Linked DNA regions of Homo sapiens: region 2 is linked to region 1. The links are chromatin loops, found by intact Hi-C in ENCODE. Cell type or tissue: HCT116. All regions are shown on one strand. Each heading gives the region's core, and the rest is flanking DNA. Links, peaks and the distances in the headings are about the cores only. Region 1 has its middle 10 kb from the start of FMO3. Region 2 overlaps VAMP4 (vesicle associated membrane protein 4).

Region 1 (5,391 bases), core at 285-5,284:
GTAATCATACGTTACTGCAGATCTATGTATCACTAACCTATGAAAAATCTGGCACGCTTTCTGAGGTCAATGTCAATACCAAAAAAGAGCCCGCATCGCCAAGTCAATCCTAAGCCAAAAGAACAAAGCTGGAGGCATCATGCTACCTGACTTCAAACTATACTACAAGGCTACAGTAACCAAAACAGCATGGTACTGGTACCAAAACAGACATATAGATCAATGGAACAGAACAGAGCCCCCAGAAATAACGCCACATATCTACAACTATCTGATCTTTGACAAACCTGAGAAAAACAAGCAATGGGGAAAGGATTCCCTATTTAATAAATGGTGCTGGGAAAACTGGCTAGCCATATGTAGAAAGCTGAAACTGGATCCCTTCCTTACACCTTTTACAAAAATTAATTCAAGATGGATTAAAGACTTAAACATTAGACCTAAAACCATACAAACCCTAGAAGAAAACCTAGGCATTACCATTCAGGACATAGGCACAGGCAAGGATTTCATGTCCAAAACACCAAAAGCAATGGCAACCAAAGCCAAAATTGACAAATGGGATCTAATTAAACTAAAGAGCTTCTGCACAGCAAAAGAAACTACCATCAGAGTGAACAGGCAACCCATAAAATGGGAGAAAATTTTCGCAACCTACTCATCTGACAAAGGGCTAATATCTAGAATCTACAATGAACTCAAACAAATTTACAAGAAAAAAACAAACAACCCCATCAAAAAGTGGGTGAAGGACATGAGCAGACAGTTCTCAAAAGAAGACATTTATGCAGCCAAAAAACACATGAAAAAATGCTCACCATCACTGGCCATCAGAGAAATGCAAATCAAAACCACAATGAGATATCATCTCATACCAGTTAGAATGGCAGTCATTAAAAAGTCAGGAAACAACAGGTGCTGGAGAGGATGTGGAGAAATAGGAACACTTTTACACTGTTGGTGGGACTGTAAACTAGTTCAACCATTGTGGAAGTCAGTGTGGCGATTCCTCAGGGATCTAGAACTAGAAATACCATTTGACCCAGCCATCCCATTACTGGGTATATACCCAAAGGACTATAAATCATGCTGCTATAAAGACACATGCACACGTATGTTTATTGCAGCACTATTCGCAATAGCAAAGACTTGGAACCAACCCAAATGTCCAACAATGATAGACTGGATTAAGAAAATGTGGCACATATACACCATGGAATACTATGCAGCCATAAAAAATGATGAGTTCATGTCCTTTGTAGGGACATGGATGAAATTGAAAATCATCATTCTCAGTAAACTATCGCAAGAACAAAAAACCAAACACCGCATATTCTCACTCATAGGTGGGAATTGAACAATGAGAACACATGGACACAGGAAGGGGAACATCACACTCTGGGGACTGTTGTGGGGTGGGGGGAGGGGGGAGGGATAGCATTGGGAGATATACCTAATGCTAGATGACGAGTTAGTGGGTGCAGCGCACCAGCATGGCATATGTATACATATGTAACTAACCTGCACATTGTGCACATGTACCCTAAAACTTAAAGTATAATAATAAAAAAAAATCCCTTAGATGTTCACATTTTTTATTGATTCTTTTTCATCCTGAAAGTTCTTTCTATTCATTTCTCTTCAACTTGTACATATTCAGTGTTTATTTTCAAGGCTACAGCCCTGTCAAAGAGTATTAAAAACCCAGAAAAAATATCTCAAATGGCTCTTCCACACCTGTCACAGAGCAATCCCAGGACCCCACATGCAGATTCCTCAGGCTAATACCACCACACTGTCCCTAGTGCCTTTCCATTTTAAATACCTTACGTGTGATATCTTATTTTATTCTTACAACAATAGCCTGAGGCACATTGAAATTGATGAGGAACCTGAAGTCTAGGGATTCCAAGTGACTTGTTCATGATTAGCAAAATAGTTAGTGGGGAGAGTTAAGTCTTTCAACTCTAACTTCTAGTATTCAGTCAACTATATTAATATGTCTCTAATTTGAAATTTATTATAACTATTCTTTTTCATTGGGGTGATATCTTTAACTGGCACATTGTTAAATAATAAAGAGTAGCACAGTTCTAGACTCTAAACTCCCAATGGAATATCTGGATCAGGTCTACCATTTATTCTTATAAGTTAGAAAGTCAACAATTATGGTTGGAGAGAAGTTTTATTTCGATATCCCAGAAATGAGTTAGGACCAGAGATGTGAGAACCAGAGAAGGCCAGAAAATGGAAATACTAACCAAGCATTATGTATACTTATCTGATTTTTTTTTTTAACTTTTCAGCTATCTGTAGTGGTAGTCTGACTAAAACAAAAAGACATTTCAAAAATTAAAATTCTTAGACATAAGTCTACTTATTCTTTACAATCCAGTTTCATAAACGAATTCTTATCAGAGTCATGGTCTCCCTCTATTTCTGAAATAAGGTATTTGATTCAGCTCCCTTATATACTTTTATGGCACTCAATTGCTGGGGGATATTGAGAGGTATCTGCCAGTCTACACACCCTAGGTCTAATCTCTGTAGCTCACTTATAGCTTCAAATATGTATCACTTAAAAATATTTTCATTATATAAATTCTTTTCAAATACACATTCAAAATATATATATATATATTCAAAGCATTATATAAACAAAGTTTGAGTAATGAAGATGGGATGTCACAGAAGCCAAAACCCAACTGTGGGGAGAGACTAAACATCCCTGGCATTAGTGCTACTCTGTATCTCATATATTAACTCTGCTCACCACAAACTCCCATCTCTTCTCTTCATCAATCTTTTAGTATTTCTACCCTAAATCAATTGAAATTTTTATTGAGCACTTTTTTTGTGATTGGCACTAGGAATGCTCCATGCTTGGCATTAGGAATAGTACCATGAATGTAAGATGTATTCGCTTTCTTCAAAGAGTTTAAAAGGCAATTGAAAAAACAAGACATGCATAGAAAATTAAGTAATAACACAAGAGATCATAATAATGCAATGCAAAACAACAAGCAAGGTAGTATATAAAAAGTGGCCATAAGTTAGGGAGAGAGAGAAAAAAAACTGGCATTTCTGAGAACCTATTTTATGACAAGTTCTGTACAAAGTGGCTTTATAGATTATTGCATTTCTAGATGGAAACAAGCTTCGTTAATCAGCATTATATAAATGATGTTGTTTCCCTGAGTTTTATCTATTTGAGATTTCTGGATCCTGAGTGTAATAGAAAGGATTCATTTAATGTAGGAATTTACTACTATAACACAATCCTATTAATATCTTCATTTTATGAAACAGAAAATTGAAGCTCAGAAAGATTAAATAATTTACCTAAGGTCAAACATCCAGTAGGTGGCAGAAGCAACTTTTAAATTCTAAACTCCATGCAAGTCACACAGGTTTTTAAGAGTATCTCAAACACACACTCTGGAATAAAAACCAGATGGCCTTCACTATAGCTAAGTTAATCATAAATATAAGTAGCATTGCTGTAAAAAACATGAAGCAGGATGCTGATATAAATGTCCAGTTACTCCTTGTTGAGGAATTGACCAGTGTAGTCTGAACTCCTAGCCCATGTGATCAAGGGTACCAAATCTAGTATAATTTGGTCTAGTTTGCACACTGGGCTCTCTTCATTTGTAAACTCAGCAATTCTCATGGTGAGGGAAGTTGTTTGCTTTCTTTGAGTGGTGGTAGATGGGGAGAGTGTTTCAGGGGAAGTGACTCCTTTCTAGGCTTCACCCTTCATTTTTGACCCAGTAGGCTCAGGATGAGGCCTGGTAATCTGTTTCATTTTGATTTGTAATCCATTCACGTCAGCTTGCCGTTCGCTATTTAAGAACCATTGCTCTCAAGCATGTTTCAGGGCAATACAGATTTGGTTTAGCTTCAGTTTAAGTGACGAACAAAGTCCACTTTAAGTAATTCATCTTTTATTTTCTAGAGCTGCTGTGCTTACCTCTGCTAAAAGCTGCGAGACATACTGCTTTAACCTACAAAAGCTTCTCCGAAACAGAAGTGTATATTTTTGTGCCAATATTTTTCTTACCAGCTGTGCTTTCTTCCAGGGAGATCGTGCTTTGCCACTAAATGAGCCTGTGTGCAAAAATACTCTCTGCCAAGTAGAACCTTGCTGTTTCATATTCATCAGCTAATTTATTCCTGTGACCACCTTTTGCAGTATGCCTATTTTACAGATTTTTTTAAAAAGCAAATTTAAGAAAGGAAATAACTTTCTCAAGTTTATGCAGCTGATACACACTGGAGGTTGAGTTTCAAATTAGGTCTGCCTGATGCTAAATTATTTTCCTTTGACTTTTCTCTGTCTTCATTTTCTCTCCTGCCTTATCCGTTGCCCACGTGTTAAGTCCCATCGTGTTACCCACAAGCATACCTTAGTCTTATTCCTGGCTCTTAGTATTGAGGAAGTTGTCAACTTTGGCATTAGGTAGGTTTTAAACTGGATGTTCTGTTCATGTATGAATTTTATGAATAATTCATTGGTTTGGTGCCCACTAAAAGGACCAACAAGATTATTTTCTGGTAATTGCAAGTTTCATTGTGAAGGTTACACATAAATTTTTTCTACTCCTTATTCATTCATCCAATAGTTTAATGCCTGTGTTTTATTGTCAAGGTCGATTTATTTGCCAGGAATATGAGGTCTCTGCTTGAAAAGAAAATAGTTTTGTTATCTTTTTTTTTCCAGATCTGGTCATAATCCCTAGCAAAGATATACTGGTTAATGTTACCAATAGGGTAAAGGTCAATGAAAAGCAGTAAAACAGTATTTGTCAATGTTTTATGAATTTAAGTGGACTTAACTGTAGAGAAACTATTAAAAATCATAGTCTTCTCCTCTGTACTAGGCTTCCTATTCTAAAATAGGGCTCATTTTTAAAACTTCTGACCATTCAGTAAATAATTTTGTGATCAACTATGTATGCATAGGGCATCGTGCTGAGGAAAATCCAAGTTAGACTACAAGACATGACTCCTACACTCTGTAAGAACTATCATCCATTTTCAGAAAGAAAAATTTATGTAATGATAATGATAACCAAGGAATTATAACTAGCGGATAAAGTGAAAGTTCAGATGTCAAAGTAAACAGAGACTTCTTTGAGTTGATGTAATTCCTGAGAAAAAAATCATTTTACTATATAATAGAGATTATATAACAACTTTAATTTTCATCACAAGAGAAAATACTAAGTTATGTGCTTGAACAAGTTTTTTGCTGCTGTTCTCTGGCGAAAAGATCAAAGAACATTTGAATCTCTTCCAGCACCTCAGAGGTCAAGCCAACAAAACTAGCTTACAAATATACTAGGTCTCCTATAAACAAATATATGCTGCTTTTCTCCAACATGGCCG
Region 2 (5,391 bases), core at 299-5,298, 630 kb after region 1:
ATAAAGTAATAGTAATTGTACCTATTTACTTATTTACATGCTTATTTTCTGCCTCTCCCCACTAGAAGGTAAGCTCAATGAATGCAGTGACCTTGCCTATTTTGTTCACTTTTGTAAGTCCAGTACCTATAGTGGTGCATGGGGCAGAGTGGCCATTCAATAAATATTTGCTAAATAAATGAACAGTTTGAGTATAAATCCTATAAAGCATATCCAGCTACTTGAGGAGGAGATATAAAGCAGTGACTGTAGAGCCCTCCATTTAACTACAAACAAAAGCAAAGCTACTGTTCATCAAGGATCAATTTTGAAATTCCCAGCCAGCTTTTTTTTTTTGTCATATGCAAGTGACGATAATTAATGGCTTAAAGTAGGGTGCTATAGCAGGAAGGGAATGAATAAAATGTACTAAGGCTCCTATACACGATCAGATTATAGCTATTATGGATATTAATATATGTATACTATACGTACTCTTAGACGAGATCGGGCGCATTCAGGGTGGTATGGCCGTAGACATTATATATACTTTTAAAATGAAAACAAAAAGCTAATAAAATAATTATGGTCCCAGAATCTCTTTAAAGGCCAGGCCTGGTGGTTCATGCCTGTAATCTCAACACTTTGGGAGGCCAAGGTGGAAGGATCCCCTGAGCCTGGGAGTTTGAGACCAGGCTAGGCAACAGAGTGAGCCCTTGTCTTTACAAAAAAATTTAAAAATAAGCTGGTTATGGTGGCATGTGCCTGTGGTCCTAGCCACTTGGGAGGCTGCGGTGGGAGATTTCCTTGAGCCCAGGAGGTTAAGGTGCAGTGAACTGTGATTGCACCACTGCACTTCAGCCTTAGCAATAGAGATCTGTCTCAAAGGAAAAAAAACATAACCCTTTAAGGATAAGATTCCATGGATATAGGCAGATTAATTGGGACAGAACCAATAAAATTCTAGATTCTTACTAGAGTATCATAAACCTACAAGTATTCCCTCAACAACATGGCACACATGTAATAAATCACTATTGATAATGGAAACCGCAAATATTTTAATTTTTCTGCTACACTATTAGTGAGTTATTGCTGCTTTGTCCTTCACACATTAATTATCTGCTGGTGTAACACTCTGAATCCAGCTACTATGTAACCTTCACTCAATGATGTAAAATCTCATGATTGTTTTTGTGTTTCAGGATGTTTCCCTACCCAGAACACAATTTTTGTAGAAGAAAGAAAATGATCTGCTTATTTACTTTAATATGGAGATAGTTTGGTTTACAAAGCAAGTGATAACATACTTCCCCATGATCTTTTACATTTTCACAATAGTTATAGTCCTTTGATTTCTATTTGTATTTCACATTGGTCTTGTCCCCATTGTTATACTATAAATGCCTTAAAAACAGAGACTAACCCACTTATTCTTTAATTTCCCAGGTCAAGTGAAATGTGGCTGGTACAAAGTAAGCATTTAACAAATATTTTCAAATCTGAATTAAATATATCATTCATTCAAAAAACATTAAAAAGTTATGGCTAGGTGTGGTGGCTCAGGGCTGTAATCCCAGCACTTTGGGAGGCTGAGGCAGGAGGATCGCTTGAGCCCAGGAGTTTGAGACCAGACTCGCCAACATGGCAAAACCCTGTCTCTACAAAAAATACAAAAATTAGCCGAGCATGGTGGTGTGCACCTGTAGTCTCAGCTGCTCAGGAAGCTGAGGTGGGAGGATCCTCCTCCGGGAGGTGGAGGCTACAGTGAGCCAAGACTATACCACTGCACTCCAGCCTGGGTGACAAGAGTGAGAACCTGTGTCTAAGAAAAAAAAAGTTATTATTATGCTATTCATCAAGGTTATCATCATGAAGGTTATGAGCCTGGTATTTAGAAAGATTATACTCCAGTAGGGAAAACTGATATCCATATACTACCATGTGTTAAGGGATATAATAGAAGGAAGCCCATAGTATCAGTCATGTAGCCTTGATGAATTCAGCCTGGACCAGAGATGACATCAAGACCCCTGTGCTGAGTTTTGAGGAGTCAAGAGTTAATCAGGCAGAGTAAAAGAGGCAGTGGATGGTGAGAAAGTTCTAGGATAAGGAAATATATGTCAGAGGAGGTAATATTTTAAGAACTAGGAGATTAACTGGATGTGGGTGAAGGAATTGGGAAAAGAGTAGACAACTCCTAGATTTATAATTTGAGCAATTAACTGGTAGTAGACGATGGCTATTAACTAAAATAAAAAATTAAGAACGCAAAGGAAAAGCTAGTTTCTGAAGGAAGGGTGGAGATTTTTATATCATGGCCAGTTAAAGGCTATTCATATAAGATAATAAAAGACATGAGAGAGAACACAATGAGGAAAAGACATTTCCAATACTGTTTTAAATCCTCTTAGAGTCTGACGGCACCTGTATTTCTGAAATGGCTCTATTCTAATTACCAACAGAGAAGCTGTATGGTATAATGTAGAGCCCCTGGGTTCTGTATTCAGACAAACCTGGGTTTGCAATACAACTTTATCCCTTACTACGTATGTGACTTTGGAATTCACCTTGGAAGCCTGTTTTAGCCTAACATTTTCTCACCTTTAAAATGCAGCTGATAATCTCTACTTTACTTGTGAGAATTAAATGAGATAGTGTTATTCAAACACTTAGCATAGTGCCCAACACATAGCACATACTTGATAAATGTCAGTGCCCTTCGATTAAGAAACAAATTCATGCTCTGCAATACGCACCCCTTATTTTATAAAGAAAACACTGGCCAGGTGCAGTGGCTCACACCTGCAATCCTAGCATTCTGGGAGACTGAAGTGGGAGGATCCCTTGAGTCCAGGAGTTTGAGACCAGTCTGGGCAACATAGGGAAACCCCGTCTCTATAAGAAATTAGCCAAGCATGGTGGCACGTGCCTGAAGTTTCCAGTTACTCAGGAGCTGAGGTGGAAGGATCAATTGAGCCCAGGATTTTGAGGCTGCAGTGAGCTGTGACTGTGCCACTGCACTCTAGCCTGGGTGATGGAGCAAAACCCTGTTTCAAAAAACAAACAAAGCAAAAATCCCTGAAAGAAAATATTTATTTTCATAGTTAATATCCCCATCTTCTGGTCTTTTAAGGTACTGCTGACAAAAGAAGTTTTAAAGTTAAGCTGTATTTTTGCAACTACATATATATTGCTGTTACACCATGGAACATTCCCTGGGGTGTCGGGGAGGGAATCTCATAAAAGTTAAGCTGGTCTGACCAAGACTATAATTGGGAGATTCCCTACTCCTAACACAGAATGTCTACAATTCACTACAGTGGCATTTATAATGCTATTGTTTAATTTAAAGGCAAAGGAAATGTAATCCTGCTAAAAGTTCCTGTCTGCTTATATAAATGAAACCTTAACTTCTCTACTCTGGAATGCTGACTCCATTCCTTTGGAGCTGGTATTTCCAGGTGGTCCATCCTCATAATTTATGTTTGAACAAACTCTCTTTAAAAACAAAACAAAATTTAAAAAGCAAAGGAAACATTCCAAAGAGAAGCATAAATTTTATGTAGACATATGAATATTTAAAAATTGTCCTCAAAAAGAGTCTTTCCTAAGAAGTGATGTCAAGTATTTTTTGTAGGATTAATCTGTTATCAACACTAATAAATGTGGCTAATGAAGTTCAAAGAAAGCAATGATGTTGCTAATCTATGCAGTAGGAAACACTCTGTATTGAAATGTTATAAATTAAGTGGTGATAACAGCTTAAGTAAAGAAACTGACCAGTGCTAGCAATTTTGGGTACTAAAATAACGCCAGGGATTTGTCATTGGGTAAGTTGTGTGGCAAGTTGTGCTCCTCCATCTTGGGCACACTGGTGAGTCATGCCCTGCTTAGATAAGCATTAATCAAGGTTTAATGCATGCTTGATGAACGACCTTATTCTAACTAAATCCAGCAAGCTTTCAGCTCTAGAGTAAAAAACGCTATACTTAACAATCCCTTACTATTCTAAAATTCTGTGATCACCAAAGTTATTGTGATATTAATAGTGTAATACATAAATATACAAATTCATGTGTGTATGTTTGGCATTCATTAACATAGACATATATTCTTTAATGCCTACTCTGTACAACTGGTGGTGGTTTGGGGATTCAGCTGGAAAATCATACTCAAAAGACCCCAATCGGCAACATCCCTTACTAGGTTCACTCTTCAGAAGGATATCAGACAGGAAACAGAGCATACTGGCAGGACAAAAAATAGGTGTGTCATCAGTGGAGGCCTCTTCTCCAGTGGCAGCTTAGGCAAAAGAGAACATGTGAGTGGATAAAGAAGTCATTCTGGCTCAGTGCAGGAGAATGGTTCAGACATTACACATTGGCATCCACATATGCCACACAGGCTTGAACTACAGCTAATTTGAGTCCTGGTAGAATGCTTGTGATCTCCCTGGAACATGAGAGAATGAGTGGCTCATGAGGTCTTCTTCCATCCACCTCCCTGTTTCCCTTATGAGACTATCATAAGGCAGTTTCTTATCACCTCCCAGGTTCTGATGCGGTATAAACTTTCTGCAGGCTCTATGTGCAGACTATAAAAACCACAGCCTAGAAATAGCTCCTTTGCAATAGAGTATCCCACAATTTGTACTGCAGCCATTGACCTCCCCTTTTTTTTTTAAGAGAAGGGGGTTTCACTTTGTTGCTCAGGCTGGTCTCAAAACTTTTGGCTTCAAACAATCCTCCTTTGAAGGAGAATCCCAAAGTGCTGGGATTACAGGCGTGAAACACTGCACCCAGCTGTATCATTATTTTTGGTGTGCAGGACAATGACCCTGAGAGCTACTAACTTTGGCTACTCTTCCTTTTACTATATAAGTAATAAATTGCATCTAAAAGTGGCTTGTTGTATCTTTAGTCAAATAAGAGACTTGAAACAGTACAGATTCTCTCTTCTACTGGCCTCAAAGAAGCACCATGACATCTATAGCTGCAGGAAATAAATTCTGATAACTTCCTGAGTTGGTCATACCTGGTGATACCCTGATTGCCATCTTGTTAAACCTGAGCAAAAGGCTCACCTAAGAAGTGCCTGAACTCCTGACCCAAGGAAACTGTGAGATGATAAATGTGTGTTGTTTTAAGCTGCTAAGTTTATGGTAATTTGTTACATGGCAATAGAAAACTAATACACCCAGTCTAGTACCTGTAATCATTTATTGGTTCTTTGGTTCCATATCTCAAAATCCATTAGTTAGAATTAGGCTAAGTATGGAAATATTTCTTCACACCAACAGCTACCTGAGTAAAGCCCAAGTATCTCACCAATAACTAGATACTTCATTATAGAACCCTTCCCACAATGTGCCATCTATACCCAGGCTTAGGGTAGTGACTATTATCCCTC

What was found. A loop is a pair of places that touch in the nucleus more often than their neighbours do. Peaks named below come from ENCODE experiments on the same cell type or tissue, not always from the same donor. Only the 100,000 strongest peaks of a DNase experiment are listed, where the experiment ranks them.
Region 2: a loop joins it to region 1, with 4 times the contacts of the local background. A loop is called at or near these places in 3 of 110 quality-filtered maps.

What each region holds. Positions count from the first base shown.
Region 1 is chr1:171,078,055-171,083,445 of GRCh38, forward strand. No RefSeq gene overlaps it. Among named protein-coding and RNA genes, the nearest start is that of FMO3, 10 kb to the right of the region's middle. In HCT116, for the core only: a CTCF peak has its summit at 3,368 (motif pointing right); a DNase peak (open chromatin) is centred at 3,357.
Region 2 is chr1:171,712,965-171,718,355 of GRCh38, forward strand. All of the region lies in intron 4 of VAMP4 (vesicle associated membrane protein 4), which reads right to left. Among named protein-coding and RNA genes, the nearest start is that of VAMP4, 26 kb to the right of the region's middle. In HCT116, for the core only: a CTCF peak has its summit at 3,117; a DNase peak (open chromatin) is centred at 3,139.